Linked DNA regions of Homo sapiens: all the other regions are linked to region 3. Evidence: read pairs that join two places in POLR2A ChIA-PET (ENCODE). Cell type or tissue: B cell. All regions are shown on one strand. Links, peaks and the distances in the headings refer to the core of each region. The heading gives the core; the rest is flanking DNA. Region 1 holds the start of LOC105370572 (a long non-coding RNA gene). Region 2 has its middle 40 kb from the start of LINC01220. Region 3 overlaps JDP2 (Jun dimerization protein 2).

Region 1 (9,739 bases), core at 3,562-6,061, 79 kb after region 3:
TTGTACACAAACTTTGTAGTAGCCTCATTTGTAAGAGTCAAAATATGGAAACAAACCAGATGTTCATCAACTGGTGACTGGACACAGTGTAGTATATCTATACAATGGAATATTATTGGGCCATTGAAAGGAATGGAGTACTGATACATGCTACAACACGATGAGCCTTAAAAGCATCATGTTAAATAAAAGAAGCCAGTCACAAAAGGCCACATATTACATTATTCTATTTATGTAAAATAGCCAGAATGGGCAAATTCAGAGACAGAAAGTATATTACTGCTTTCCAAGAGCTGAGGGGGAGAGGAATGGGGAATAATTGCTAACAGGAACAGAGGGGTTTTTTTAGGGTGATAAAAATATTCTAAAATTAGATAGTGGTAATGGTTTCACAACTCTGTGAAACTCTGTACACTGAATTGTGTACTTTAAAAAGTTAAATTTCATGGTTTGTGAATTGTATCTCAATTTTAAAATACACTAAAGAAGTATGAACAAGTAGAGTGCATTCCAGGAATGCAAGGTTGGTTTAACATTCAAAAATCAGTTACTATAATTCATCATAATAATAGAATAAAGGAGAAAAACTATAAAATTATATCAATAGACTCAGAAAAGGCCTTTGTTATTTTGTTAAATGACAAAATTCAGCACATATTCAGGATAAAGGGTCCCAACACATTAGAAATAAAAGGGAATTTCCTTAACCTGACAAAAGAGCATCTACAAAAAAAACCTATAGCTTACATTATATTTAGTGGTAAGAGACTGAATGCTTATCTCTTAATATCAGGAACAAGGCAAGGATGTGTATTCTCAAAACCTTTATTCAACATTAAACTCTACAAAAAGGCAAATGTGTCTGGGTGCAGTAGCTTATACCTGTAATCCCAGCACTTTGGGAGGCCAAGGTGGGAGGGTCACTTGAGGCCAGGAGTTCAAGACCAGCCTGGGCAACACAGAGAGACTACATATTTACAAAACATTATTTTAAAAATTAGCTGGGCCTAGAGGCAGGCACCTGTAGTCCTAGCTACTCTGGAGGCTGAAGTAAGAGGATCGCTTGAGCCTGGGAGCTTGAGGCTGCAGTGAGCTATGATTCCACCACTGTGCTCCAGTGCCTGGGGAACACAGTGAGAACCTGTCACACACACACCAAAAAAAAGAGGCAGATAGGTTGGAAAGGAAAAAGTAAAACAGTCTTTATTCACAAACAACATAATCATCTAAGAAAATCCTAAGGAATCTACACAAAAGCAACTCAAACTAACAAATAAATATTGCAAGGTTGTAAGAAGTCCCTTCTAGGTATACACCCCCAAAAAGTGAAAGCATATGTCCCCCAAAAGACTTGACATGAATATTCAGTCACTTTATTCAGAACAATCAAAACCTGGAAACAATGCCATTGTCCAGCAACAGGTGAACAGATAACAAATTGCCCCTGGAGGAGGCATCTTTGTTTGGGCCTTGTAGCTATAGAACCTTTACCCTGTGGAGCAGGAGAGGGTGGAGATGCAGGTGTGGGAAAGGTAGGAGACACTAACCCTGGCCTGGAGATGTCCAGCTGAAGAACAGAGAATGCTTGGTTGGGAGGTAGAGACTTGAGTTGCTCAGCAAAGTAGGAATAAAGGTAACAGGGCTGTGAGATTTGGGAGCAGTAACAGAGAAAGCCTCAGAAGGGAAGGGGTAGACAGGCACAGAAGGCATGAGAAGGGTGACTTTCGAGGGAAACTGTAGAAAGAGGATTTTTTGATTTTTTTTTTTTTTTTTGAGACAGAGTTTTGCTCTTGCTGTCCAGGCTGGAGTACAATGGTGCAGTCTCAGCTCACTGAAACTTCAGCCTCCCAGGTTCAAGTGATTCCCCTGCCTCAGCCTTCCTAGTAGCTGGAATTACAGGCACCCGCCACCATGCCCGGCTAATTTTTGTATTTTTAGTAGAGACGGGGTTTCACCATGTTGACCAGGCTGGGCTTGAACTCCTGACCTCAGGTGATCCACCCACCTCAGCCTCCCCAAGTGCTGGGATTACAGGCATGAGCCACGGTGCCTGTCTAGAAAAAGGATTTTTATAGAAAGTTGGTATGTGATGTTATTCCCTTTTTCCCTTTTCTTTTTTTTTTTTTTTTTTTGAGACAGGGTCTCTCTTGTTGCCCAGACAAGAGAGAGTGCAGCAGCATGATAACAGCTCACTGCAGCCTTGATGTCCCAGGTTCAAGCAATCCCCCCACCTCAGCCTCCAGAGTAACTGGGACTACAGGTGTGCACCACCACATCCAGCTATTTTTTAAATTGTTTTTAGAGGTGGTCTTGAACTCCTAAGCTCAAGTGATCCTCCTGACTCAGCCTCACAAAGTGCTGGGATCATAGGTGTGCACCACCCCATCCGGTCTTACTCTCTTTTTTTCAATATTTCTATTGGATGAGACTCTACTTGGATAATCCCAGTTTTATATGGGTTACATAAAACAAATATTACGGCAGTAATAGCTAATAGGCACTGTATGCTTACTAGGCACTAATCATTGCACTAAGCAATTTAAATACATTCAGTGGTATGAGGTGGCACCATTATATAGATGAGGAAACTGAGGCACAGAGTTTTAAGTGATTGTCCAAGATCACAGAGTTATGAAGCGACAGAGCCAGAACATTGGATTTCATATTGAAACCCAAAGCTAAGAGGCCGTTTTCGTGTTCCTGCTTTCCTCCTTGACCATGTCTCTCTCTGTATGCTGTCAGGGTTGAGTGAGTGAGGGAAGGATGCTGAAAAGTCATTTGGTTCAGGCCTCACATTTTCAAAGCACTTAACTCCAGTGAGGCCGTATATCCAGCCTGAGATATTTAGCCGGGCCTGAGAGATGAGGAGATTTACCCAGCTTTTGAGTTACTTTCCATTTATTGATGCTACCACCTCCAGAGACCCAGGAATTAAATACTCATATAAATTCCATCATTTTCTGGTTGTAGTATAAGTACATTACTTTTAAAACATACCATATTTTTTGTTAACCTTATTTTGATATATCTTCATTTTTAATCTGATGGGAAACTGAAAAATGGAGTGGCCTCTCTCTCAACCTTTGAGAGGCCTCACTCCCTTTCCTACTGTCTGAAAGGTGCAGGAAGAGGAGGCCCTGCAGGAAGCAGCTCTGATGCCCACTCCGGCTGCTGCCAGTGGCTGGCTGGATGTGCTATCAGCATGGCCATACCCACAGGTTGAAGTAGGTCAACAACCTGGGGACCCAGAAGCTGCGTGGTGCAAAGTGCATCTATCCGGAAATTTCCTGAGCTTCAAGGGGGTTTATAAGGCAGCCACCAGGCCCAGACTGACCAAGAGAACAGGAGCTTTGGATGCATGTTCTTTAACCCAGTGGCTCTCACCTGGGGCGATTTAGCTTCTCCTCCCCGTAGAACATCTGGCAATTCTAGAGACATTTTTTTATTTTCACAACTTGGGGTTCTACCAGCAACTAGTGGGTGGAGACCAGAGAAGCTGCTAAACATCTTACAATGCACAGGATGGCCCACCGCCACAAAGAATTATCCGCCCCAAATGTCAAGAGTGCCACAGTTGAGGAAATGTGTTCTAACCCTCTGGGGCTGGCCTTATGAAGCGCAGCCACACCCCTCCTAAGAGGCTTCCTCCAAGGCTGCAAAGCCTGAGAGGGCTGGACTGTAGGCCACTCCGCCGCGGGATTTCCCCTTCATCACCTGGCCACCCACTCTGGCCCCCTTACTGGAGGGCTCCGCCCTCAGGTAAATGTTTTCCCTACTTGTTTGGGAAACTTTGAGAAAAATCCCCTTTAGCCATCTTCTGAGCAGTGAAGATGTACCATGTGTGCTTTTTCCACCAAAAAAACATTAAAGCGGCTAGGGGATTTTTATTATTTTAGCTCAAATAACTAAATAGTGGCAGCCAACTCCTTTAAAGGCGACTGTCAGCCCTCAAAGGGGCGCTCAGATGGAACTCAGAAAAAATTAAAAAAAGAGTGAGTTTAGTATCAGTGGATCAGGGGAGTGGGGATAACCTGGGAATTCTGGTCTGGTGGGGCAGGCGACACAGACCGAAGGCCTCCGCCCACCCCCAGCCTCAAGCCCCCTCTGCGTGGGGCCCCTGGGGGCCTGGGGACATTTGCATGTACTCTCAGGAGATTCTCCTTTCTTCTCCCTGGGTTTCATCTTTAATAACTAGATGATGGGCTGTTGGGGAATGCAGGGCCAGCGCTCTAGGAAAGTGAAACTGCCTTGCAGAGGGAAAGCAACCCACTGTGGCCCCGAAAGACCCAGACCGCCAGCGGCCCCGGGCAGCCGCCGAGGGCACCGGCTCACACTTCCTGCATTTCACAAGCTCTTGCTTGGCATGCATTGATGACTTGAACTGGGGGGTTAACCCAAAAAGATCAAGTGCGAGCTCAAGGCGGATGATGAGAACAGATTCGGGGCTGGTTAACCTCAGAGAGCGGGAGTCCGTTGGTGCTAATGAGGCCAAGGGAGCCCGGCTCCTTTCTGCCCCCAGGCAGGTGAGAAAGAAAGAACGGAGACGAAAGAGGGCCCGCTGTGTCTACTCCTCTTGGCCCAGAAGCCCAGCTGGACCCTGAGGCCACAAACTGCCCCCTACTGGAGAAATCGCTGCAGGATTTCTCCTCCATCAAATCGCTGTGTCAGAGCCAGTTGGGGGCTTTTAAAAGACGCCCACGCTCAGGCCCGCACCAGGCCACCTACACTGGAATATCTGAGGCTAAGTCCCAAGCTAGAATTTCCCATCTTCTTTCTGGCCTTGGGAGATTTTGCATCTCCTTCCAGGGAAGGAAGCCTGACTTCTGAAATGATTCTCACGAAGGAGAAGTGCTCCGTTCTGCAGTGAGCCTGGCCAGGGGGGCCACACCACAGACTCCCAGGAGGCTTCTGCTCTGCGTGGTTCTTCTGCTCTCGTTTCCTTAACGATTGGGCCAGAGCATCTCTGCTCTTGTAAAATAGCAGGCAATTAGATCTCGAAGTCTTTGAAGTGGGCAGATTCACCAGGCGTTGGACTGAAGTTTCTATTTGTCCTGGCACTGAGAATAGCAAAGGAACAGGGGGACTGAACTGGTAAGGATATAGCAGGTTTGTTGCACTTTTAAAAAATATGTTTTCAATTACCTTAAGAACCCATTTATGTGCAGTATATCCTGCTGCTGATTTTGAACAAGGATGATCCAATAGGCACTGGTATTAAAACGCTGAAATAGAGGTTGACAAGTAGCTGCTTCCCTAAATCCTTGGAGTTTCCTTCCTCCCTCCTTCCCCTCCTTTGGCACCAACCCCCTTCCCACCTCCCCAAGATCCAGCAACTAAAAGGTTATTTGCTTGGCACGGCAGGGAGTAGGGGCTGTGCTGAATGGTGGGAACCCACGCTACATGGGTTGTCAGCTGTGTCACCCCTAATTAGACATCATTTCAATCTACTCATGAAAGCAGCTTGCTGCAGGACTCTGTGCTGGCCATATTTAATTAGAGCAGTATAAGGTTTTTTTTTTTTAAGTTAAAAACTCATATTGTATTGCCCATGTACCAGAGACTATTCTAAGAACTTTACAAACATTAACTCATTTGATCCTTATAACGACCCTATGATATTGGTGGTGTGATATCCTCCCGTTTTCTAGGTATGGAAAGAGGCATAGAGAGGTGAAGTCTCTTGCTGATATCTTCTAGACCGGGCTGGCTGCAGGGTCTGTTGCTCTCAACCAGAGGAAATAGAACCATGAAAGAACAAGGTAGGGTTTTCCTCCTTCTGCCAAACTGAGATTCACAAAGTGGACTCTAGCATTCTTCCTCTCTGCCATTCCCTCCCACCAAATTTACACCTGGGGAAACAGTGGCCCAGAGAGGGAAGGAGACCTTCCTACAATCTCAGAGTCAATTGGGGGCAAAGCTAGGACCAGAATGCTGCCTCTCAACTCCCCCTCGACCTCATATCATATTGCTTACATCCAGCTAAATGTCTCCTCAGAAATCAGTTGGGGAATATGGTGATTTTAAGTCCATAAATTCTTTATTTAATACTCCTCCCTCTAAGAGGTAGAGACTCATTTGCCTCCCCTCAAGTGTGGGCTGGACTCAGTGCTCCATTCTACTTTTTTCTTTTAGGTCAGCCTGTTGCCCAGGCTGGAGTGCAGTGGCTCAGTCTCAAATCACTGCAACCTCCGCCTCCTGGGCTTAAGTGATTCTTCCACCTCAGCTCTGCCCAGCTAATTTTTTGTAGAGACAAGGTCTCACCATGTTGCCCAGGCTGGTCTCAAACTCCTGGACTCAAGCAATCCTCCTGCCTCGGCCTCCCACAGTGCTAGAATTACAGGCATGAGCCATGCCACCCGGCCCCAAGAGTAGAACAAAGATGGAGGACTAGGTCATAAAAGACACTGCAACTCCTCTCTCTCTCTCTCTCTCTCTCTCTCTCTCTCTCTGTCTCTCTCTCTTTCTTTATTTCTCTCTCTTGTTGTTCACTCTCCAGGGAGCCAGTTGCCATGTCATGGGGAGGACACTCAGGCAGCCCCGTGGGGAGACTCATGTGAGGAGGAACTGAGATGTCTTGCCAACATCCATATGAGGGAGCCATCTTGTAAATGAATCTTCCAGTCCCAATCAAGTCTTCAGATGACCAGAGCCTCAGCTGATAACTTGGCTGCAGCCTCATGAGAGATCCTGAGCCAGAACCACTCAGCCAAGGTGTTCCTAGATTCCTGCCTCTCAAAAACTGTGTGAGATAATAGATGCTTATTGTTTAAAGTTGTTTAGGGTAACTCATTGTGTAGCAATAGATAGCTGAAACAGGAGGCTCTACATTTACTCTTTTTTTTTTTTTTTCTTGGAGACAGAGTCTTGCTGTGTCACCCAGGCTGGAGTGCAGTGGGGCAATCTCCGCTCATTGCAATCTGCGCCTCCCTGGTTCAAGCAATTCTCATGCCTCAGCTTCCCGGGTAGCTGGGACTACAGGAGTGCGCCACCATGTCCAGCTAATTATTTTGTATATTTAGTAGAGACAGGGTTTCACCATGTTGGCCAGGCTGGTCTCAAACTCCTGACCTCAAGTGATCTGCCTGCCTTGGCCTCCCAAAGTGCTGGGATTACAGGCATGAGCCACTGCACCCAGCCTACCTTTATTCTTAAAATGCCATAAATGCACAGAGTGTTTTGAGGAGTCTTTTATCCCAAAGTATTCCAACTATATTTCTTTTAAAAATTTAGGGCAATTAAGGCATTTTAATGCATGTGACCCTCCCCGCCCCACATTCCCCCACCCTTCATTATTTCAAACTGGAGTGGTCTTTTGAATTTTTTCCTGAACGTGTTTCCAGAAAGTTTATACCAAGTAAAACAGCTATATCCAAGTTCCTAGTAATTATTACAGCAATTACAAGGGTTCCAAGCCTAATAAAGTAATCTAAGGGCAGGAGGTTTGGAGGTATGGTTATTTCTTGGCATTCTTCTAATGACAGCCTGGAGCTGAGTAGCATCTTGGCAGTTGTCTACTGTTTGAATACGTTAGACTGCTCCCAACTCTGTCACTTGCTAACTGTGTGACCTTGGGCAAATGATCGAACTCTCTGTGCCTTAATTGCATATAAATTTTAGAATCTAATTATGATACCTGCTCTGTGGAATCCTGGGGAAGATTAAAATGAGATGTGGTAGAGCATGGTGCTTATAAGCATTGAACCAAATTGCCTGAGTTTGAGTCCTAGCTCCAGTGACTTTTCTAGCTGTATGATCTTGGGAATGTTACCTAATCTCCTTGTGCCTCAATATTCCACATACATAAAATGGGGTGAGGTGGGGAAACGGTGCTTACCTCCTGTGACTGTCATGAGAATTAAATGGAGCCAATTCATATACTATTCCCGGTACACAGTAAGTAGCATATGGCAAGGATGCTAGGTATAGTTGTGCAGGTTGTTCACTGTTCAAGGGCTCCAACCTGAGAGGTCAAGTGAGGGCTTGCCAGGCCATACGCTTTGGTATGAGGTTGCCTACCTAGAGGTGGCGCTGTTTTCTAGTTTGTACCAGGCCCTATATCAGCCAGCTGTCAGCATAAGGGTTTGTAGTATCCAGCAACCACTACCTTAATACTATCTTTAGGCTTTAGGCTGATGTTCACTGAGCGCATGCCAGTTTTATTATAACTGTTACTTGGTAGCTTCCTGGAGTTCTCCAGGATAACATCAGTGGGATGTGTATATCCCAAACCTTGCCATTACCATTCAGATACAATGCTGAAAATCAAATAAAAAATATTAGCAAGGTAAAAAGTTTAAAATCCTGCAGGACAATATTATATATTGCTTAGGCATACATACAGGTTTGGTTCAAGTATAGAAAAATGCATAAGAATGATAAACCCCACATCTGGATAATGGGTTACCTGGGGTGGGGAGGAAGCGGAATTAGAAAGGGATGAAGGAAGCTTCGGCTCTATTCATAATTTATTTCTTCAGCTTAATGGTGGCTACATAAGTGTTTATTATTTTTTAATCTTAAATATTTAAAAATAATGTATAATTAATACTATTAAATAAGACCCGTCTTTTTATGTAAAAACTAATTTTGCATTTCTCTCATTAGTCTCTGTTAAATATTAAATCAGTACATTGATTGGGAATGACAGAATCAAGCAATCATTCATTCAACAAGTGTTTACTTGTTGAATGATAGGATGTTCAAAGAGCTAAGAACTTCATCCATACGCTGTAATACTTAGAACGCTTGTAACATTTATAATAACCTGTTTGGTTATTTGACTATGTTTTCTTTTTTCTGTGAGAGCAGAGTCTCTGTCTTATTCATATTTAAGAATTCTGCTCTGTAATAGGTGATAAATAAATGTTAATTTAAACCGAATGAAACATAAATATGACTATTATTGTCCTGAAAGGGCTTTCAATACACTAGGATAATGCAGGTCATAAGTGCCATAAATGAAGAGCAAAGTGAATTCACTTATGCATTCATTCGTTTGAAAACCATTTACTCGGCATCTGTTAGGTACTGAGCATATGACTATAAACAAGAGAAACACAGACTTTGGTTTTTACAGGGCCCACTTCTCACCACTTTCATCACTGTCTAACTGGCCTATGCTGCCAGCATCTTTTGTTTGGATGGTTGCAGTAATCCAATACTGAAATCCTGACTCATCTCCCTGCTTCCACTTTGCTCCCCTATCGTAAAATCTCAACTGTGTCCAGAGAGATCCTCTAAAAACCTAAGTCAGATCATGTCACTCCTCTGCTCTGACACCTCCAATGGCTTCTCATCTGTAGGAGATTGTAGAAATTGCCACAATTAGTTAAATTTTTCCTATCGAGAAGTGAAGTCTGTTTCTCAACTCATTGAGTCTGAACTGGCCTTGTGACTCTCCTCGGCCAATAGAATGTGGCAGGTTCTGAGTTCTGTGCTAGCTCTGAGCCTGGGTTCCATGGGGCTTCGAATGCTTCTGCTCCTACTCTTGGAATCCTGCCACTATCAAATAAACATGCTCCGACCAGCCTGTTGGTGGATGAGAGACCATGTGGAGGAGAAATGCCCAAGGCAAAGCCAGGCCAGACCAGTCAATTATCAGCCAACCTACCAGCTGTCTGAGGACACATGACCGAGCCTAGCCGAGATCAGCCTAGCCCAGCCTATCCCCAAAGAACCTTTCAGATGACCCACAGACTCATGAGCCAAATAAATGGCTTGAGTCATCGAAGTTTCTGGT
Region 2 (9,739 bases), core at 4,160-6,659, 100 kb before region 3:
TTAAGTCATTCATTTATTCATTTATTAAATATTTATTGAGCTAGAAGCTAGGTCCTGTGAATACAAAGTTTACCTGTTCATTGGGCAAACATCCATTGGATACCCTACATACAGGCCCTGTAGCAGGGGCTGGGGGTACAGCTGTGAAGCAGAAAGAGGAATGGGCCCTCCCATCTCAGACCTGGTGAGGAATAAGAGGCACATGAATGGCCCCTTATAATATAGGGTGGAAAGTGCTCAGAGGGATCTCCTAGGGTGTTAAGAAAGTTCTTAGTAAGAACCCAGAGCTAGACTTGGGAGTTCAGGAGGAAGCAGCAACTAAGCTAAGGCTGACATAAGCAGAAACTGTCCAGGTGAGGAGGTAGATAGTAGAGAGGTGGGAGGGAGAGTTGTTCCAGGCAGAGGAGAAATCATGTGCTGGAGGAGATAGGCTGAGTTATGCTGTAGTAAAAGAAAAAGATGCAAAACTCTCAATGGCTTCACATGAAAAAAGTTTATTCTCACTTGCAGGGAGTCTGATGTGCATTCAGAGCCACTGCCCTCCATGGGGTGACTCAGTGATCCAGGGTGCTTTCGTCTCAAGACTCTGTCATCTCAACATGTGGCTGGGGAGGAAGAGACAGAGAGAGAGCGAGAGAGGCCAGGTGCGGTGGCTCACTCCTGTAATCCCAGCACTTTGGGAGACCAAAGCTGGTGGATCACTTGAGGTCAGGAGTTTGAGACCAGCCTGGCCAACATGGCGAAACCCCATCTCTACTAAAAATACAAAAATTAGCCAGGCATGGTGGCACATGCCTGTAATCCCAGCTACTCAGGAAGCTGAGGGAGGAGAATCGCTTGAACCCGGGGGGCAGAGGTTGCAGTGAGCCGAGATCATGCCACTGCACTCCAGCTCCAGACTGGGTGACAGAGCGAGACTCTGTCAAAAAAAAAAAGAAAAAGAAAAAGAGAGAGAGAGAATGATTTAGCCTTGGAGTGATCATCCAACTTCTGCTCATGACCCATTGTCCAGAACCAGTGACCCAGTTCCATCTAAATGCTACAGGGCTAGGAATGTAGGGGAGCCCATGTGATATTTGGTGGGCAGTGCTGTCTGTGCCACAGAAAGAGTAAGGCATGCTGGGAAACTGCAAGTCCTTCCAAGTGGCTAGAGCTTATTGAGTGTGTGTGTGTGTGTGTGTGTGTGTGTGTGTGTGTGCGTTGGGGATTAGTAGGCAGGGTTGGAGAGAGAAATGATAGGGAGTGAGGTGAGTTGAGGTCAGTCACAAAGGGGCTTTGTAAGCCATGTTCAATGTTGAAGAATTTGAACTTTAGGGCGACATGGAAGAATTTTATTAGGATATGATAGGATTATATTGGCATTTTAGAAAGATCAGACTTTCATATGGAGACTTGGGATGGAGGGGGCAAGATTGGAGAACAGCGAAGAAGCTTTTGCTGTCATTAGGAGAGAGGCAATGGTGCCCTGAACAAGGAAGGGGCTGTAGGGATGAGGGAGGTGGGAACATTCAAGGCTTATGTAGGAAGTGAAATCAGTAGCTGAAGTGCAGGAGAAGAGGGGTGAAGGGTAGACCTCGTATTTGTGGGTTGAGCGACTGAGTGGAGGGTTCTGTTTACCTGCTCAGGCATGGCAGGAAGAGTAAGTTTAGGGGAAAGACAATGTGTTCAGTTTTGGACACGGTGAATTTCAGGGGTCTGTAGAACACCCAAGGGGAGAAGTTCAGAAGGCATTTGCCTTGTTCAAGGCATTTGGCTATAAGAGTCTGGTGCTGGGGAGTGTGAGGTTGGTGATGTTGATTCGGGAGTCATGAGCATATAGGTGGTATTTGAAGTCCTAATGATGGAAAGTTGAATGAAACATTATCCCTGGGCCAGGCGTGGTGGCTCATGCCTGTAATCCCAGGATTTCGGGAGGCCAAGGCAGAAGGACTGCTTGAGCCCAGGAGTTCAGGACCAGCCTGGGTAAGATGGTGAGACCCTGTCTCTACCAAAATTTTTTAGAAATTAACTGGATGTGGTGGCACGTACATGTGGCTATTTAGGAAGCTGAAGCGGGAGGATCCTTTGAGCCCAGGAGTTTGAAGTGCCAGTGAGGTATAATTGTATCACTCTACTCCAGCCTGGCCAACAGAGCGAGACCTTGTCTCAAAAAAATAAAAATAAAAAATAAAGTCCCTGCTCTCAAGTAGTTAAAAGTTTAGTGTGGGGTGGGGGCTAGGCATGCAAGGAACAATTGGATTTCAAGGTGAACTGTATAACACAGAGGTATGTACAGGGCTCAGTGGTGACACAAGGCCTGGGAGGGTCAGAGAAAGCTTTAGAGAAGAGGGGCTGAAACTGAGTAAGAGCTTGGCAGGTGGACTGGGGAAGGCCAGTCTATGTGGAGGGCAGAGCAAGTGCAAAGGCATGGAGATGCCAAAGCAGCACTGCCCAGCCAAGAAGTTCTGTTTTCTGGAGCATTTCAGTGTGCTCATCTAAGGAAGAGGCAGCAGAAGCACTTGAGATCTTTGAGGAAACACTTGTCCATCAACATCTGTGTAGTGCGTGTTGAATACCCATGGCCTAGCTTTACACAGATGAAGGGTTTGTGATAAGGTGGCATTAAAAAAGAAATTAAACATTTTATTTTATTATTATTTTTTGTTTGTTTTTGTTTTTTGAAATGCAGTCTCACTCTGTCACCCAGGCTTGAGGGCAGCGGCATGATCTCCGCTCACTGTAACCTCTGCCTCTGGGGTTCAAGAGATCCTCCCACCTCAGCCTCCCAAGTAGCTGGGATTACAGGCACCCGCCACCATGCCCAGCTAATTTTTCTATTTTTAGTAGAGACGGGGTTTTGCCATGTTGGCCAGGCTGGTCTCAAACTACTGACCTCAAGTGATCCACCCACCTCAGCCTCCCAAAGTGCTGGGATTACAGGCATGAGTCACTGCACCTGGCCAAAATAAATAAATAAATAAAATAAAAATAAACATTTAAAAAGTCATTTTTAATCATTTTTTCAAACACATAAAAATGTAGAAAAAATAACACAATAAATCCATGTGTATTTATCACCCAGGTTCAATAATTTCTAATGTTTTGCCAATATTTGTTCATTAATTCATTTCTCCCTTTTTGGAAGGCTGGAGAATTAATTTAACTTTATATTACGGAGGCAGTAGACAGAAGAGTATAATGAACCCTCATCTACTCATTACCTAGTCCCAAGAAATATTGACCCAAGGCCATTCCTTCCCTATCCATGTCCCATCTGCTTAATCCCCTCCCATATTACTTTGAAGCAAACTCATGACACCATATCATTTCACCTGGAAATATGTTAAAGAATGTATCTCTAAAGATAAGGACTTTAAAAATACCACTGTAATATCATTGTCACCTGCAACAAGATGAACACTAATTTATCAGGTGGTGTTTTGAAAACTCAGGGGAGGTGTTTGGTAAAGCCACAAAATCCTGAGATCTTGCATAAATGTGTTTCAGGAAGCAATTATGGATGTCCAGGTTGGTATAGACCCGATGTCTTCAACAAGACTACACTGCATAAGCCAGGGTGACGGGGTGGAGAAGGAGCCAGAGTGAATTAGGGACAAGTAGGGTTGTGGTGTAGGAGGCTGGGTCAGAGTTTTAGCAGCCAAGAGAAGGGGGTGCAGGGTGCACAGGGAGCTTCCTCAGCCCCACTCAGTGCTCCAGCAGGCAGGAGGCAGTCGTCCAAAGGAGATAAAGTGAAGAAGGGATGGAGCAGGAAGGAGAGAGAGGTGTAAGGAGGAGGAGGTGTATGCAGAGAGAGGAGCTGATATTGAGGAAGAAAATGAGGAGGAGGAGAGCAAAAATAAATAACGACTGAGCACCTATGACCCACCAGATGTCAGGGGCACTACTTCTGCCCCCCTCCAGATTTCCAGGAGTGGGGCTCACCCCAAACAAGCTTGACCTCTTGATCGTCCTCTCAGGGAGTTGCTCTATTGGTGGGTCGAGGTTAGGGACATGTACTATGAAGGTATAAACTGTGTGGTTTTTTTTTTTGAGACGGAGTTTCTCTCTTGTTGCCCAGGCTGGAGTGCAATGGCGCGATCTCAGCTCACCGCAACCTCCGCCTCCCTAGTTCAAGCCATTCTCCTGCCTCAGCCTCCCGAGTAGCTGGGATTGCAGGCATGTGCTACCAGGCCCAGATAATTTTTTTTTTCTTTTTTCTTTTTTTTTCTTTTTTTTTTTTTTTTTTTGTATTTTTAGTAGAGACAGGGTTTCTCCATGTTGGTCAGGCTGGTCTCTAACTCCCAACTTCAGGTGATCTGCCCGCCTCGGCCTCCCAAAGTGCTGGGATTACAGGCGTGAGCCAGCACGCCCGGCCGTATAACTGCTTTTATAAGGAAGGAGGGCTATGTGTCTTTAGCAGAAGAGGGGCAGGGTTCCAGCCCATGCCTTGAGAGCAACCTCCACCAGGGCCTTGGCAGAGCCAGGGTGACATCCACCAAAGCAAAGGAGGAGGAAGGCAGCAGAAATGAAGGGGGTGGTCCTCTCACTGGAGGGGTGCAGCGAGGCAGCAGTCTCCCCGGAGGGGCTGGTGGCAAGCGCACCCCCAGCGCCCTCCAGCTTTATTTTTGGCAGGGCAGGAAATGTGTGTGTGTCTGTGGGTGACCTGGGGAGGAGGGGAGGGGGGGTAAGAGGGTCCCTGGATTTTGGTAAATCTGCGGGGGTTGTGGGGGGTTTCCGGAGCCCCCGGGGTAGGGGTAGGGATGGGGGCAGCCCCGGGCAGTGCTGAGCGCAGCTGTTGCGGGTACGGTCATGTCCAACTCCTTCCCAGCTGGAAACGCTGCGGCGGGTGGTATCACCAGTGGACAGGCGAACTTCAGGCCAGAGAGTGCCTTCCTCCAGGGCTTTAGGGGAAAAGGGCGACGAGGCCGTGGTGGTCGGCGCCCTGAATACCCCGAGGGGCCAGGGCCCCTTTTTCTACATGAAGACCTGGGCCCGTTCCCTCCCGGGTTCTTCCACTCCCATCTCAGCCAAGTGCTGATCTAATAACTCAGTGGAAGCGCCCAGAGAAGAACAGGGTCGCCGTGGTTAGAGACGCTGTTCCCCTCCGCGCCTGACTCCGCAGTTACTTTGTTACTTAACCGCCCTTCTGCTCATTTGACAAGCCCTGAGCGCACATTTGCAGAGCTTCCTTCCGGGACTTCGTGGCACGGATTGCAAGAGGCCCCTACTCTGGCAAGGACTTGACTCAGGGAAATTCTTTCTGTCCTTTCTTACTAGAAAAGGCATAAATTGGAGGTGAGCCTCCTTGATTAGAATGGGCACAATGGCTGGTGGCCACGAGACCCAGAAGAGGTCACTGGTGGTGTTGCTTCCCAGACAGCCAGCCAATGTTGGTGAGACTACAGTGAAAAGAGGCAGATTGAACTAACCAGACCTGGGACTTGTCTTCATCTGCAAACGGTAGTAACAGCGGTTAACCCCCTGAGCGCTTCTGACATGCTGAACGCTGTTCCAAGCCCTGCTCTAATGCATCGAAGGCATGTTCTAAACATGCATTATCTAATAACGCTATTCCCGAGTTTACAGATGAAGAATCACAGCCACTAAGAGATGACATCACTTGGTGAAGGTCACATAGCTTCTGGGGCCAGGGTTCTGTTTTGCCTTTGTGAAGAACAGTGAACATGCTCTGCACTTTTCTAAAGTAGAAAAATGAGCTGATGTCAGGGATTCTTTCAAGAAGGCAAATTTCAGAGCTGTTGCTGAGATCACGACCCATTCAGCAAAGTGTCCCAAACGCTGAATGCACTTCTGAGTCTCTGGTTTCACTTTGCAGCACTCGGCATAACTGATGCTCCCAATAATGACCTTCAACCACCAAGGAAACGTTCATTTATATTTTGCAAGCTCTGTTTAATGGATGAAGGAGTAACAAGTTTTAAAAAAGATTTTGATCAACACGGTGGCTCATGCCTGTAATCCCAGCAGTTTGGGAGGCCGAGGCGGGTGGATCACTTGAGATCAGGAGTTCAAGACCAGCCTGGCCAATATGGCGAAACCCTGTCTCTACTAAAAAACATGAAAATTAGCCGGGTGTGATGGCGGGTGCCTGTAGTCTCAGTTACTCAGGAGGCTGAGGCAGGAGAATCGCTTGAACCTGGGAGGTAGAGGTTGCAGTGAGCCGAGATCACGCCACTGCACTCCAGCTTGGGCGACAGAGTGAGACTCTGATTCACACACAAACCAAAAAAAAAAAAAAAAAAAAAAAAAAAGATTTTGATCAAAACCAAATCACTAAAGTTAAACACTTGAAAGAATTAACCCTGTCTTTGTAAAGCTTGGCTACCCTGGTAACTCATGCCAGGGACACTTAGCTTTAAAATTGTCCCCTCTGGAGGGGCTTTGCTCTTATGCCACAAGTATTGCTGCTGCGTCTGCGAAACAGGAAGGAGCAGCATCTCCCCATTATTTCCCTGACGAGTACCCCTAGAAGATGGTGGAGTCCACGTGGTCAAGTTCTCTTTCTTCCACTGGCCTAAGTCTGAAATTCCCCAAACACCTGGAGCCTTGCAATGCTGGGCAGCCGGCAGTTTCCCCAGCAGTTGCCCTGGCATCTTGCCCCCTTTACACAAAGCAATCACTGTTGCAGAAAATGAGGGTCCTGTGATCATTTGGCTCCACCCCCCTGCCTGGCATTTGCGTGGGAGAAGGGACTTTCTTTCTTTTTGACAATAGATTCTGATCACAAACCAGGCCCCTTTCAGAGAAACAGCTCCCATGGAATGACTCTGCCTAGAGGTAAGAACTGAGGGGCACAACAGAAGTGATTTCTCGCTCCCCACCCTCATGGCCATCAATGCTCAGTCAGGCCCCTATCCTTGAATTTGTTTCAAACGGTGGCATATCTGGTCCCTGGCCAGTGGGACAGGCACCCTGTAGTTAGTGGTCTAGATTTTCAGCCTTACCTCAAAATGCAGGTGCAGGCCAGGTGCGGTGGCTCCAGCCTGTACTCTCAGCACTTTGGGAGGCCAAGGCAGGTAGACCACCTGAGGTTGGGAGTTTGAGACCAGCCTGGCCAATGTGGCGAAATCCTGTTTCTACTAAAAATACAAAAATTAGCTGGGCATGGTGGCATGTGCCTATAATTCCAGCTACTCAGAAGGCTGAGGCAGGAGAATCACTTGAACTCAGGAGGTGGAGGTTGCAGTGAGCCAAGATTGTGCCATTGCACTCCAGCCTGGGTGACAAAGTGAGACTCTGTCTCAAAAAAAAAAAAAAAAAAAGTAGGTGTAGTGATCCTTTCTTACAGGTAACATTTCCTTGCTAAGAAATGAACACTGGTATAATATACTATAACTAAACTACAGACTGTGGATTTCTCCAGTTTTTCCACTAATGTCCTTTTCCTGTCACAGGATGTAATCCAGGATACCATATTGCATTTACTTGTCGTGTCTTCTCTCACCTGTGAAAAGTTTCTTAGTTGTTCCTTATTGTTCATAACTTTGACACTTTCAGGTATTTTATTGAGTGTTTGGGTTTATCTAATGTTTTCTCATAATTAGACCAGGGTTATGGATTTTTTAGAAGAAAAGTCCTTTCTTCTTTGCATGCCATAAGGAGGTACATGATATCAACATGGCTTATCAATGGTGAAGTTAACTTTATTTGCATGGTTAAGGTGGCTCTGCCGTTTCTCCACTGTGAAGTTACTGTTTTTCCCTTTCTGTATTCTACTTATTAGAAGTGGGTCAATAAGTCTAGCCCATATTCAAAGGGAAGGAAATGAAACTCTACTTCCTGGAGAAGGGAGAATGTACATATATATTTTGGAATTTAATCTTATGAAAATTTGTCTCAGGCTGGGCATGGTGGCTCATACCTGTAATCCCAGCACTATGGGAGGCCAAGGCAGGTGGGTCACTTGAGCCCAGGAGTTCAAGACCAGCCTGAGCAACATGGGAAAACTCTGTCTCTACAATAAATACAAAACATTAGCTGGGTATAGTGGCACGCACCTGTAGTCCCAGCTATTTGGGAGGCTAAGGTAGGAGGACGGCTTGAGACCGGGAGGTTGAGGCTACAGTGACCTGTGAGTATCTCACTGCAAAGAAAAGATTCTCTGTAGTTCATATATTAATTTATTTATATTGGCATGGACTCATGGATATTTCTTTTATTCTTTGGGTTATAAGAATCATCATGGTTCTATATCATCCAATCCTTTCATTAGTTTGTTGCTTAAATTGTTCCAGCCTTGCTCGTTGGGAACTCCTGGTTCCTTTTGACATGCCCACATTAAAAAAAAAAAATGATGCATAATGGATGTACATAGTTTTGGGGCCCCCATTTTTTTTCCAATTCCTTACTTTCTGGCATTACAAGCTGCTCCAAAACTCACCTTGTGTTTTCACTGCTTTAGCCCTAGAATCAGTTATTTCTCCAAGGAGCCTGGTTCCTTTAATCAGAGAATGGTATTTAGAAACCATGTTTCTGAGTGTTGGGTGTGCTCGTTGCTACTGGGGTGTCATTGCTTCTAGGCCCTCTCAGTGAACAGTTAGGAATATTTACATATATTTATGTATATATGTATGTATGCTAACCCATGAATATGTGCATATCTATGTTTGTGTATCTGTCTATTTGTATATATACTTTTAAAAAGAGTTTGTGCCAGGCGCAGTGGCTCACACCTGCAATCCCAGCGCTTTGGGAGGCCAAGGTGGGTGGATCACCTGTGTCAGGAGTTTGAGACCGACCTGATCAACATGGTGAAACCCCGTCTCTACTAAAAACATAAAAAAATTAGCTGAGTGTGGTGGTGCATGCCTGTAGTCCCAGCTACTTGGGAGGCTGGGGAGGAGAATCACTTGAACCCAGGAGGCAGAAGTTGCAGTGAGCCAAGATCGTGCCATTGCACAGTAGCCTGGGCAACAAGAGTGAAACTCTGTCCCCAAAAAAAGAAAAAAAAAGAAAGAATTTGTATTATCTCTGACTTGAATCCAACCCTGCAGGTTTCATTCTAACCTTCTCCCTTTTCTCACTGCTGCTTTTTTCTCTGATGGTGAGAAACCTGACTCCCATTATCTATAATTTATTTACATATTTGTTCAACCCTAGTATACATGTGAAGTAGTTTCAGAATCACCAATGTAGTTCCCTATGAAAAGTAAATTTATCAACTAGAGTATAGTGTTTTTGCAGAGTTCTTTTTGCACAGTATTTTTTTAGCTTTACAGATTCCAGTCAAACACATCATTTTCCATTGTGTGTGAAGTTTGTGACAGTGAAATAAAAAAGAAAAAAACCCCATCATTTTCCAAAGTTACTTAGGTCAGCTTCTTTTTTTTCCTTCTTGATGGGCACATCTTAATATTTCCAAAGCATTTCTACATCTGGTTTCTTTTATCATATCATTGTTGGATGGGGGAAGAAGAAACCATGACATATGAAGGTTGAACTGGTTGTCTCAGGTCACATGATCAGCTGGATCATGATTAGAACTACTTTGGGCTTTGCTGGACCATACCACCTTTCCTAGAGTTGCTGTTTTCTTGGTGGGTCTGGGCTGCAAAGCCAGCTGTTGCAGAGAATGTCTGGTGAAAGGAGAAGGTGAAGTACGGCTGGGAAGCTCTGTCTTTTTTGGTCAGGCAGAATTGTCAGATGTCAGTGGGAAGGAAGCTTAGAGATCTCATGGTTCAACTCACTTTCCTTATGGATGGGGAAACTGAAGCCTAGAGAGGTGATGTACCTTGTCCAA
Region 3 (9,739 bases), core at 2,663-5,162:
TTAGCCAGGCATGGTGGCGCATGCCTGTAATCCCAGCTACTCAAGAAGCTGAGGCAGGAGAATCACTTGAACCCGGGAGGCGGAGGTTGCGGTGAGCTGAGATTGCACCACCGCACTCCAGCCTGGGCAACAAGAGTGAAACTCCGTCTCAAAAAAAAAAAAAAAAAAAAAAAAAAAAATGTAAGGGGTTAGGTTGGTGCAAAAGTAATCGCGGGTTTTGCCATTATGCTCAATGGCAAAAACCGTGATTACTTTTGCACCAACCTAATATTTTACAGATTTACACACAAAAAATGAGAGAGGAAAACCAGAGGAAAAAGCTTAATAAGTTACCTTTAGCTTTTCTTTTCTCTGAAATGACACTTCATGTTAGTATCTCCCAGGAGGGTCTATTTTCTAGACTTGACATGTTTTGTGGCTTTTCTTCTGCTTGTACAATGCAGTGTCCTAACTGTGTGCCCACAGGTCACTGAGGAAGAGTAGGGAGTACAGCTCTCAGACCTTTTTTTTTTTTTTTTTCAAGTTCTTTCCTCTTGGATCCATCTGGTCCCCATTTTCTTCAAGTTGGCTTTCAGGGAGCTGCATCATAATCTTAGGATCAACAACAGCTTAGGGTCCACGGTGACCTTCTGAACCTCGTCTGTCTGATTCATGCCTTGCTAGTCAGTCGCCATCTTGGATGTGTGCTTCACCCAGCTTTCCTTCATTGGCTGGCTTCCAACTTATTCCTGGTCAGTGTCCCGCATTGCCAGTCTTCTTGGATTCCAGGCCTATATTTTGAGGCATAAGCCCCTTTTCCCAATGTTGGTGTTCTGCCAATGGATAGAACTTAATCCTTATTTATGCCCCCTAGTTACTCATGGAGACACTGAGGATGTTTATCTGCCTTTCAGACCTCCTGGGCCCTGAAGGGAAAAAACTCTGGGTTCTTCTGAAGCTTTTAGTGCGTAGTTCTTCTTTTCCTACTAAATTGTTTCCGTATGGAACAACCAGTGTGGGAGATGATTTCACCTCTTGTCATCTTTCCTAAGTCTTCCTTGAAGTGGGTAAGTTCCTTCTGGCTGTTACTGGTTCCTTGGTGCTGCCACCTCCACTGCCCCCCACTCCCCCTTTTTTATAGATCCCTAAATCACATCAAATTGTTTTATTTTTCAAATCACTAAAGTTGCCTTTCTGCCTTAGATCGTCAGCCAGCTCTTTGCAGTTAATGAGGATCCAATTATGAAAGGCAGCTGCTCAGCTCCTCCATCTTCTATCCCCCACCCCCAGAAATGTTTAGGATGACTTCTGGCTGGTGAATATCAGCTGTTGTGGTTGTCTCCTAGGAATGGCATGGCTGAGGGCTTTGTGGTTTATATCTGAGCAGTTAGGGGCTCTTTTGCAGGGGGAGGAAAGACAGGGGGACTTTTGCTTCTACAAAGGAAAGACTAGTGCCTTGTCTCCTGGGTGAGGCTTGTCATTGGGATGGATTCACAGGCGAGCAGAAATGGCAAAATTTATGGGGCCCGTGCTCCCAGGGGGTGGCCGCTCCTTCAGGGGGTTCCACAGTAGCAGAAAATGCATTATATTTTGGGATCATTTGTTAGTGTCTCATTTCTACCATCTGTATGAGAATAAACAGAAGCTGCAAACAGAGCCTATCATTCCCGGAACAGAATGGGGTCTGGCTTCCATCTCCCAGAGATGGAAGGCTTAGGCAGGGAAATACACAGAAGCCTCTGGAGTGTTTTTCTTGGGGTCTACTGTGGGAATGAATAACTTGGAGGTGAAATTACAGCCTGATAACGAGCATCTAAGCTTCCAGAGATGGATTCTTACACCATTTGCTGAATTTTGCTCTGCTGTGAATTTGCTGTCATTTGTTCATTCATTTATTCACTTAGTTATTATTTCAACAAGTATTATTGATGATGCTTTCTGCGCCAGAAATGATGCTAAGCACTGGGGTCACCCGGGCAACAACCAGCCCTGACTGCTGCTTACCACCTGGAATCACAGCGCTGCTGGCCGCGTGGCCACATGGTTTGTTCCCGGCACAGTTTTGCTACAAGGAATAGGTCTTCCTGCTGGCCCCTTCCCTGTTCTCCTTAGAGGAGGCCAGGGGAGACGTGCAGCTCATCTACAGGGCCCTGGAGCGGCCTCCTAGCGTGGCAGGCTGCAGCCCTCTCTGCATTGCAGGTTCCATTCCAGAGGGCTGAGAGGGAGCTCTCTTACTGCCACTAGGCTCCAGTCCAGCTCAGAGTTTGGGGGATCAGAGAACATTGAACACCCACATGCGAGAGGTCTCAGGGGCTATTTCTGTGTCTGGGCTCCCATGCAGGCTACCGTGGAGTTATTCAGGGAACTTCCTAAACCTGGATCTCCATGGGGGGTGGAGGGTCCTCTGTGCAAGACAATGACCCTCTACTGTGGGCTGGTGTCTGAAAGCCCACCGTGAGAAAGTCATTCCTTCTGCTGAAGGCGTCGTTACCTATTGGACCCCAGAAAGGGAAACAAAGAAGGAAGGGTGAGAAAGCTTTGGTCTAGAACCCTGGGACCAGGAGTCGAGCCCTGGCTCCAATCCTCTCCAGCTGTGTGACCTTGGGGAGGCCATTTAGCCTCTCTGAGCTTTAGTTTCCTCCTGTCAAAATGAGGATGTGGTTTAGATGAGCACAGGGCCTCCTTCAGCTCTAAAACTGTAACTCAATGTGATTGAGCCTCAGATCTTTTTCTGATGGCCCAGGGGACACGGGGTGAAGGAAGGAGAGAAAGGATGTGAGTGGGAAGGAGTGCTAAGAGGACCGGGTATGGGAGGCACAGTAGGTAGAGCACAGTTAGAGGAGCCTGAGGACACCAAATAAAAACTCTGGGGCAAGCCAGGGAGCTATGGGCAGAGGCTTTATGACAGATGCAGCAGGCATGCTGAGGATGAAATGGCGGGTCCACTTCCCATTCCCAGGCACCTCGCTTTAGACACCTTGCTTTAGACAAAGTGATGGCCAGTGGAAACCTTTGTGCTTGAGGGTGCAAGTTACTCACATGCTTTTTCTCTTAGAGAAATAGAACTTATTGGGAAATAGACTCTGGACTTGGACAGGGAACCAAATTTCACCTTCAAAAGTGAAATGTAGATGGAGAATATGGCTTGCACTCTTGGCCAAAACAGGTTCACAAATGCCCCTCTCTGGAATGATCTAGACCTGGGAAGCTGAATGGGGGCAGGTGGTTGTGGGTCACCCTCCAAGGCCACTCCTGCAGGAGACAGAGAGCCCAAGAACCATGTGGCCATCTGAGTACATTAACTGCCCAACGGAGAAGTATTGTCCGATGGACATCAGATCTTCCCTCTTCTGCCAAATACATCTCTCTCCATGGGAAGAGACAGGTAAAGATGGAAGGATAGGCCAAAGATTTTCCCTCAGGAGTGCTAAGCCAGCGAATATTTTGATTTTATGGCCCTGGGCAGAAAGGTGAAAAGAGGGAGAAATGATTTCCTTTCCAGGACTAGAATCTAAGAGCAGTTTTGTACTAACATGCTACTTAAAAGGCTGCTTCAAAGCTAAGACTGCACATCTGACCTCCATATTCCTAGTGCCTGCTGGCCTATAGTAGGTGGTCAGTAACTGGATGGATGGGTAGGTAGGAGGAGCCCTTTAAGGGACTGGCTTTATTGGCAGACCAGCTTTCTTCACTGCCATCTGTGCCTTGAAATGACCATTTCTTACCCATGAGCTTCCCCCAGTAAAGGGAAGGAAGAATTCCCTTGGTGTTGACCTGTCTAATTTACATCCTTCTTCCATGTCTGAATCTGTCTTCCCTTGTACACCTTTTTGGTTGGGCAGAGCTGGAATATGTGTTTGCTCTGAGAATGAAGAGAACATGGAGGTAGCCGGGCGCAGTGGCTCACGCCTATAATCCCAGCACTTTGGGAGGCCAAGGTGGGCAGATCATTTGAAGCCAGGAGTTCAACACCAGCCTGGCTAACATGATGAACTCCTGTATCTACTAAAAATACAAAAATTAGCTGGGCGTGGTGGCAGGTGCCTGTAATTCCAGCTACTCGTGAGGCTGAGACAGGAGAATTGCTTGAACCCAGGAGGCGGAGGTTGCAGTGAGCTGAGATCGTGCCACTGCACTCCAGCCTGGGCAAAAAAAAAAAAAAAAAAAAGCATGGAGGAGTTTTCTGGTACTGGGTTCCACAGGGAAAGCACATGCTAATTAATTCCACCTGCTTTGCCTCAGTCCCTTCCTCATAGATAGCACACACACTCACCTTTAACTTAGATTTGCTTCATCTCCTACTCAGGGTGTCTTAACAAATATGCAGAATAGGATGTGTGATTGGAGGGGAGGCACCATGCCAGACCAAAAATAGCTTCCTCTGAAACAGGTGTGAAGGTGCTTGAGGTTCTGCCGTTATAATTCGCTCTCTTCAGAGACTGTATGCTGCCATTGAAATCCCAGCTCCACCAATTTTAACTGTGTACAACCTTAAGCGAATTATCATTCTAAGCTTGGCTACTTCCTCTGTGTAATGACCTCTGATCCAGCCTAATGGGACTGCAGGATTACCATGGGGCCTGGCACATACCAAAGGCTGAATACATGTTGCCTATGATTGGGTCAAGCATTGCCTTCAAAATAAAAAAGGCAGACACTTCTGGCAGTGCCAAGGGTGACCTTGGTGTGAGTTAATTGAGCAACTTTTCCTCTATAACAGGAAGGACTTTACGGCAGGAAGAGCAGCTGGGTGGGAAAGGGATTCAGGGGAACATTGGTGAAAGAAGCCACAGTCCTGGCAAGACGAGGGACTTGAGCCCTCCTGGAGCCCCCAACCTGGCTGACTGTCCTGCTCTTTTCCTGCCCACTCCAGGCTGGCCTGCCACTCCTCCTGCTATGATGCCTGGGCAGATCCCGGACCCTTCGGTGACCACAGGCTCCCTGCCAGGGCTTGGCCCCCTGACCGGGCTCCCCAGCTCGGCCCTGACTGTGGAGGAGCTGAAATACGCTGACATCCGCAACCTCGGGGCCATGATTGCACCCTTGCACTTCCTGGAGGTGAAACTGGGCAAGAGGCCCCAGCCCGTGAAAAGTGAGGTGAGCGAGCCTTTTACCCCTGGCAGATTCCAGGTCTGGCCTTAAACCCACCATGGGACCTTAACCTTGCTGTTCAAAGTGTGGTCTGAGGACCAGTATCATCCGTACCACCCTGGGGTTATCAGAAATGTGGAATCCCAGGCCTCGCCCCAGGCCTTCTGTATCAGAATCTGCATCTTAACAAGATCCCCCAGGGATTCGTGGACGTATTAACACTTGAGAAGCACTGGGCCAGGGGAGGATGTTTAACCTGTCTCTGGTTCTCTGGGGGGCGGTGGAAGAGTGATAATAATGACAGTAATGAATAGTAATATCTTGGCCATCTCTCTGGGGTGGTGGGAGGATTGGGGAGATAATGGGAATGGGAATGTGTACATGTTTTGAAAAGTAGACAAGAGAATGCCAATATTAGGTTATCTTTTAAAATTGTTATCATTAGTCACATCGTGACCTCCACCCCTCTTGGCCCTTTCTGCAGCTGAACCAGGGAACTTGGAGGAAGAGTAGCGTGGCCTCCCTTCCCAAGCAGCTGCCAGAGCTAGGCATGGCCTCGGTCAGCCAGCAGTGTCCGCCTTAGATGGCGTTTGCCCGGGACCCACACGTGGAGCACCCACATGTGGCATTTGCAAGGAATTCCTCCTCAGGTCCCTTGCACCTGCAGCTCTCATGAGCCCTTTTTCTCGGGGCACTGGTGAGCAGCAGCAGTCCCCGGCATGGCTGAGGATCTGTGCAGGGCATGCCCCCGGCGACTTGCCCAGGGCTGGCCGTTTCTCTGAAGGCCTGTCCCAGCAAGGTTCCCAGCAGCGCCGTTTCTTCAGAGGCCTGCCAGAGTAGCTGCCCCCTGGAAAGGAGGAGCCTGTGGTGGGAGGTGGGGAAGAGGCTGGGATCGGGAGGGCGCAGGAAGCAGCTGAGCATCTGGGAATGGTAGCTCTGCTTGGAGGGAGAGTTCACAGGCAAAGATGAGCCTGGGGGGAGCTCGGAGGGCTGAAGTGCTGGAAGTGCTGGAGAGAGGACTTTCTTCGTGGAGAAGGGTGTCTGGGTACCCGTAGGGGAGAGCTGGGGATATTAGGCAACTATCTCTCAGCTCCCCTTCTCCTGATAGGTACCTAAAAACTGCAGAGGACTGCTGGGGGCTTGGCTGTGGTGGCAAACTGGCCGTGGTGGCAAACTGGCCATTTGCAGGCTGGACCTGGCTCTCAGATGTATTTTGTTTGGCCGGCTCAGTGTTTTAAAAGAAACGCGAACCCCCATTTCATTTGAAAATTTTGATTAAAAAATTGTAAGATCTCATCATACACTACCCTGTTCTGGCATGGTAATGGCTAAGTGGGGTGGACAGAGGCACTTCACTGTTTCCTCTTTCCAGTGGGCCACAGGCCCCTGCACCTCCCTGTTATTCGTGATCCTACTTACATTGTTGGTTTTGCTTTTGCTACTACCATCTGCCTTCATTTACCTCTACTGCCTGGTCCCTGTTAGCCATTTGTGCTCAAGACACGTGGATAAGGTCCATCATAGGTGCCTACTAAAGACTGTGGATTACAAGCTGTGAGTTGATGGTGATTACATTCTTCTGAATTGATCTTGTAAGCCAATGTGTCGTTGGGGCACATCCCGGCTTATATAGTGTTCTGTCTTCACGATGGAGGGTCCTTGTCTTTTGGCCCTCTGCTCCTCACCTTCCCAGGTCTGTAACTTGAGAGCATCTGTTTCTGGATCATTCCACAGTAAAATTGCCATTTAGAGCCAGTAGCTGAGCAGTTTCATGGGGGCACTAAGGCTGCGCATGGGGTTGATGAAGAGCCAGGTGTCTTGGGCAGAGGTCGTCAAGCTGGGATTCGCCTGGGGGGCTGAGTTAACACCTCTCTCCTCTGCAAAAGGCACTGGAGGAACTCTTCCCTTTTTTTATTTTTTATTTTTGGAAAAGCCACTTTTATTTGGGTTGGGTATTTTTACATTTTACAGCCACCCCCAAATTGGTGGCATCTGCCCTGTACCCGACAGTGACGTGCTGTCCTCACAGGCACCCACAGACGTGCACCATCCAGGCCGCAAAAATAACAAGCCGTTTTTAGGGCATATTTGCATGTCCTCTCCCTCGCTGTCAGACTGCAGTGTTGTGGGGGCGAAGAGGCAGATGGAGCTGCGAGATTGTACCGATGTAGAGAGATGCCAGCCCTGCACTGCGAACCGACCTCCAAATGCTTCCTAGGTCAGACCCCAGGGGCGGGAAGAGCTAATTCTTGGAGTAACTAAAACCTAAAGCGGGGTGGGGAAAGAAACTTGCAGCTGAAGAATCTATGGTCTGAAGATCTATTTGCATATGGCAAACTGCCTTGAGCGGATTTTCATATTGGCATTTTAGACTAGTAAAAGTTTCTTTAATAATAATCAGATACTAGCTCATTAAGCATTTAATATGTCCCAGGACCTGCACAAAGTGCTTAACATGCATGACTTCATTCATTCCTTATTCAGTCCTGGAGTCCAGGTTACCCCCATAGTAGAGAAGAGTTTGAGGTCTAGGGAGGGGGTTCAGTCACTCAGGGTCACACTGCTGGGAAGTGATAGCGCTGGGGCCTGGTGTGGTGGACGATGGCTGCCGTTACAGCCGGGTCTCACTTGTGCTGAGCTAAGCCCTAGGCACGGTACTAGGTCTCTTTGTGAAGTACCTTGTTTACCCTGCACAAGTACCCTCTGAAGTAACTAGTGTTGTTGCTGTTGTTATACCCACATTACAGATGAGGTCAACAAGGCTGAGGGAGGTCCAAGGTCACTGGCTGGGAAATGAGCTCAGGCAGTCTGCCTTGAGCCCAAGCTTTAACCACATGCCGTGTGGCCTCCCATGCCTCTATACCCCTTCCAGGCTTCTAACCAGAGCTCTGTTGAGCTGGGGAGGCTGGATGAACCTGGCCGCAGAATGTTCGATCATTTTGATGACATTGTCTGATGAGTGCTGAGCCCTGCAGTCCTGCAGCCTTACTGTCTCCTAGTTCCGAGAGAGAGAGAGAGGGAGAGAGAGAGAGAGAGCGAGAGAGCGAGCCGGCTGAGCCGCTGTGCGGGCAGCTCTGTCAGAGCTGGTTCTTGGGTTGTTTGCCTTGCAGAGGCCAGCAGTCTCCTGGGCTCTGTCCAAACGCATGGAGCAATTCAGTAAAAGAAAATGGGAGGAATTAAGTTCAACGACAGGTTTTGTGAATTATAAAGTGCTTTGTGCTGATGTCATTATTATTACATGGTCAACACATGACGTTAAACTGTTTTGGTGCCAACTGCTTGCCTGCAGTCCCTTTGTTCAAGCCATATTTGTTAAGCATCTACTATGTGCTGAGCACTGCACCAGGCACTGGGAACAGAGCTACAGATAAAGCAGTCAAAGCCTTACATCTCTCGGCACCGTATATTGCAGTGACGGCATCCAAAAGTAAGCAAATTAATACACGATATATAAGGTGAGTTAGTGGTCAGCACCACGAAGAAAAATTAAGCAGACCAAGGACGTGGCAGTGGTAGGACTGCTCATTCTGATGGTTGGCCAGGGACCCTGGGAACGTCATTTCCTGGGTTGTGGGATTTTTAAAGCTGTTGCTTCTTTCTCCTTTCTTTTCTAGTATTCGCTTTCAGGACAGCTTTGCTCTCTGGCTTTCTCCAGAGCTTTCCTTCCTTGACTTTTCCTCTGTAGCCCCTCACAGCTGGACTCCTCCACCAACCAGTCCCTATTGGCCTGAAGATCTTGGCCCTTCCCAGGTCATCTCCCAGCGAGCTGTGGCTGTGGTGGTCACACCCTGCCTCTGGGTCTGGAATGCATTTTCAGTTGGGAGGGGAGGGAGGCCTGAAGCCCCACCCTTGCACACACACATAGACACACCAGACACTTACTAATCAACCTGCTAGACAGGACCCCTCACCCTCTCGCCACGTCTCGGTGCTCTAGAGGGGACTCAAGAGTTCAAGGGAGGCTAAACTGGATGACCTTTCAGGAAAGAGGCTGCACACTGTCGTTAAGGGGCAGGAGTCGGCCTACAGATGAATCTTGTTCACAGGGTGGTTTGCTTTTTCTTTCTTTTTTAACAAAATCACAGTGTGGTTTTCTTTTTCTTTTTTAAAAAATTGAATGAATTGCCATATTTAAAAGCCGGGAAATGTGGACTCTCTGGCTTCTTTTAAAAAACCAGAATATCTACCCACTTAAGGCCACACCCTTATACACAACAAGAGGTTGGAGCTGAGGGGCAGATGCCTGCTGTATTTGTATACAGCCTTGAGTTCACCGCATTCCCCACTACTCACTGATGTCTTACCCCCAGCCCGCTTCATACCATCTGTGTTGCCAGCCTGATTTTGAGTCTGTGTCCCATGTTTATGTCCCACAGACCTTGCTTGTTTGTTTGAACATTATGAGCTGTGTCAACTTGGCAAGTCACTTAAACTTTATTCCTTGATCGCTCTACCTCCCAATTCTTATCTCCAGCCATTGTTCATTAGGTTTTGCTATTTCCAAATTTCGTTGACTTCAGGCAGAAAAAAACAAAATACAACAAAAATCAAACCAATCATTCCCAAACGTGGCTGGTCATCAAAACACCTTGGGAAACTTCTTAAAAAGTATAAATTTCTAGACCTCACCCAAGGTCCATGGAATCAGAATATCTGAGGGTAGAGTCCT

The links. Peaks named below come from ENCODE experiments on the same cell type or tissue, not always from the same donor. Only the 100,000 strongest peaks of a DNase experiment are listed, where the experiment ranks them.
Region 1: POLR2A ChIA-PET joins it to region 3 with 9 read pairs; 6 of 35 experiments call an interaction of 5 or more read pairs at or near these places.
Region 2: POLR2A ChIA-PET joins it to region 3 with 7 read pairs; 8 of 35 experiments call an interaction of 5 or more read pairs at or near these places.

The regions. Positions count from the first base shown.
Region 1 is chr14:75,510,895-75,520,633 of GRCh38, forward strand. LOC105370572 (a long non-coding RNA gene) reads left to right here and starts at 4,952. Exons shown (of 3, transcript XR_944037.3): 1 at 4,952-5,091; 2 at 5,649-5,759; 3 at 6,497-8,880. RefSeq lists enhancers at 3,728-4,293, 6,379-6,448. In B cell, for the core only: CTCF peaks have their summits at 4,599 (motif pointing left) and 4,799; DNase peaks (open chromatin) are centred at 3,737, 4,347 and 4,907; H3K4me3 peaks cover 1,306 bases; H3K27ac peaks cover 1,346 bases.
Region 2 is chr14:75,329,202-75,338,940 of GRCh38, forward strand. No RefSeq gene overlaps it. Among named protein-coding and RNA genes, the nearest start is that of LINC01220, 40 kb to the left of the region's middle. RefSeq lists an enhancer at 4,823-5,322. In B cell, for the core only: no CTCF peak of the experiment used is centred there; DNase peaks (open chromatin) are centred at 4,480 and 5,140; H3K4me3 peaks cover 1,734 bases; H3K27ac peaks cover 1,099 bases.
Region 3 is chr14:75,433,046-75,442,784 of GRCh38, forward strand. JDP2 (Jun dimerization protein 2) reads left to right here. Exons shown (of 4, transcript NM_001135048.2): 2 at 4,853-5,076. The coding sequence starts at 4,876. Among named protein-coding and RNA genes, the nearest start is that of JDP2, 9.9 kb to the left of the region's middle. RefSeq lists enhancers at 4,398-4,901, 5,909-6,411, 7,251-7,460, 7,615-8,598 and a silencer at 7,651-7,700. In B cell, for the core only: no CTCF peak of the experiment used is centred there; no DNase peak of the experiment used is centred there.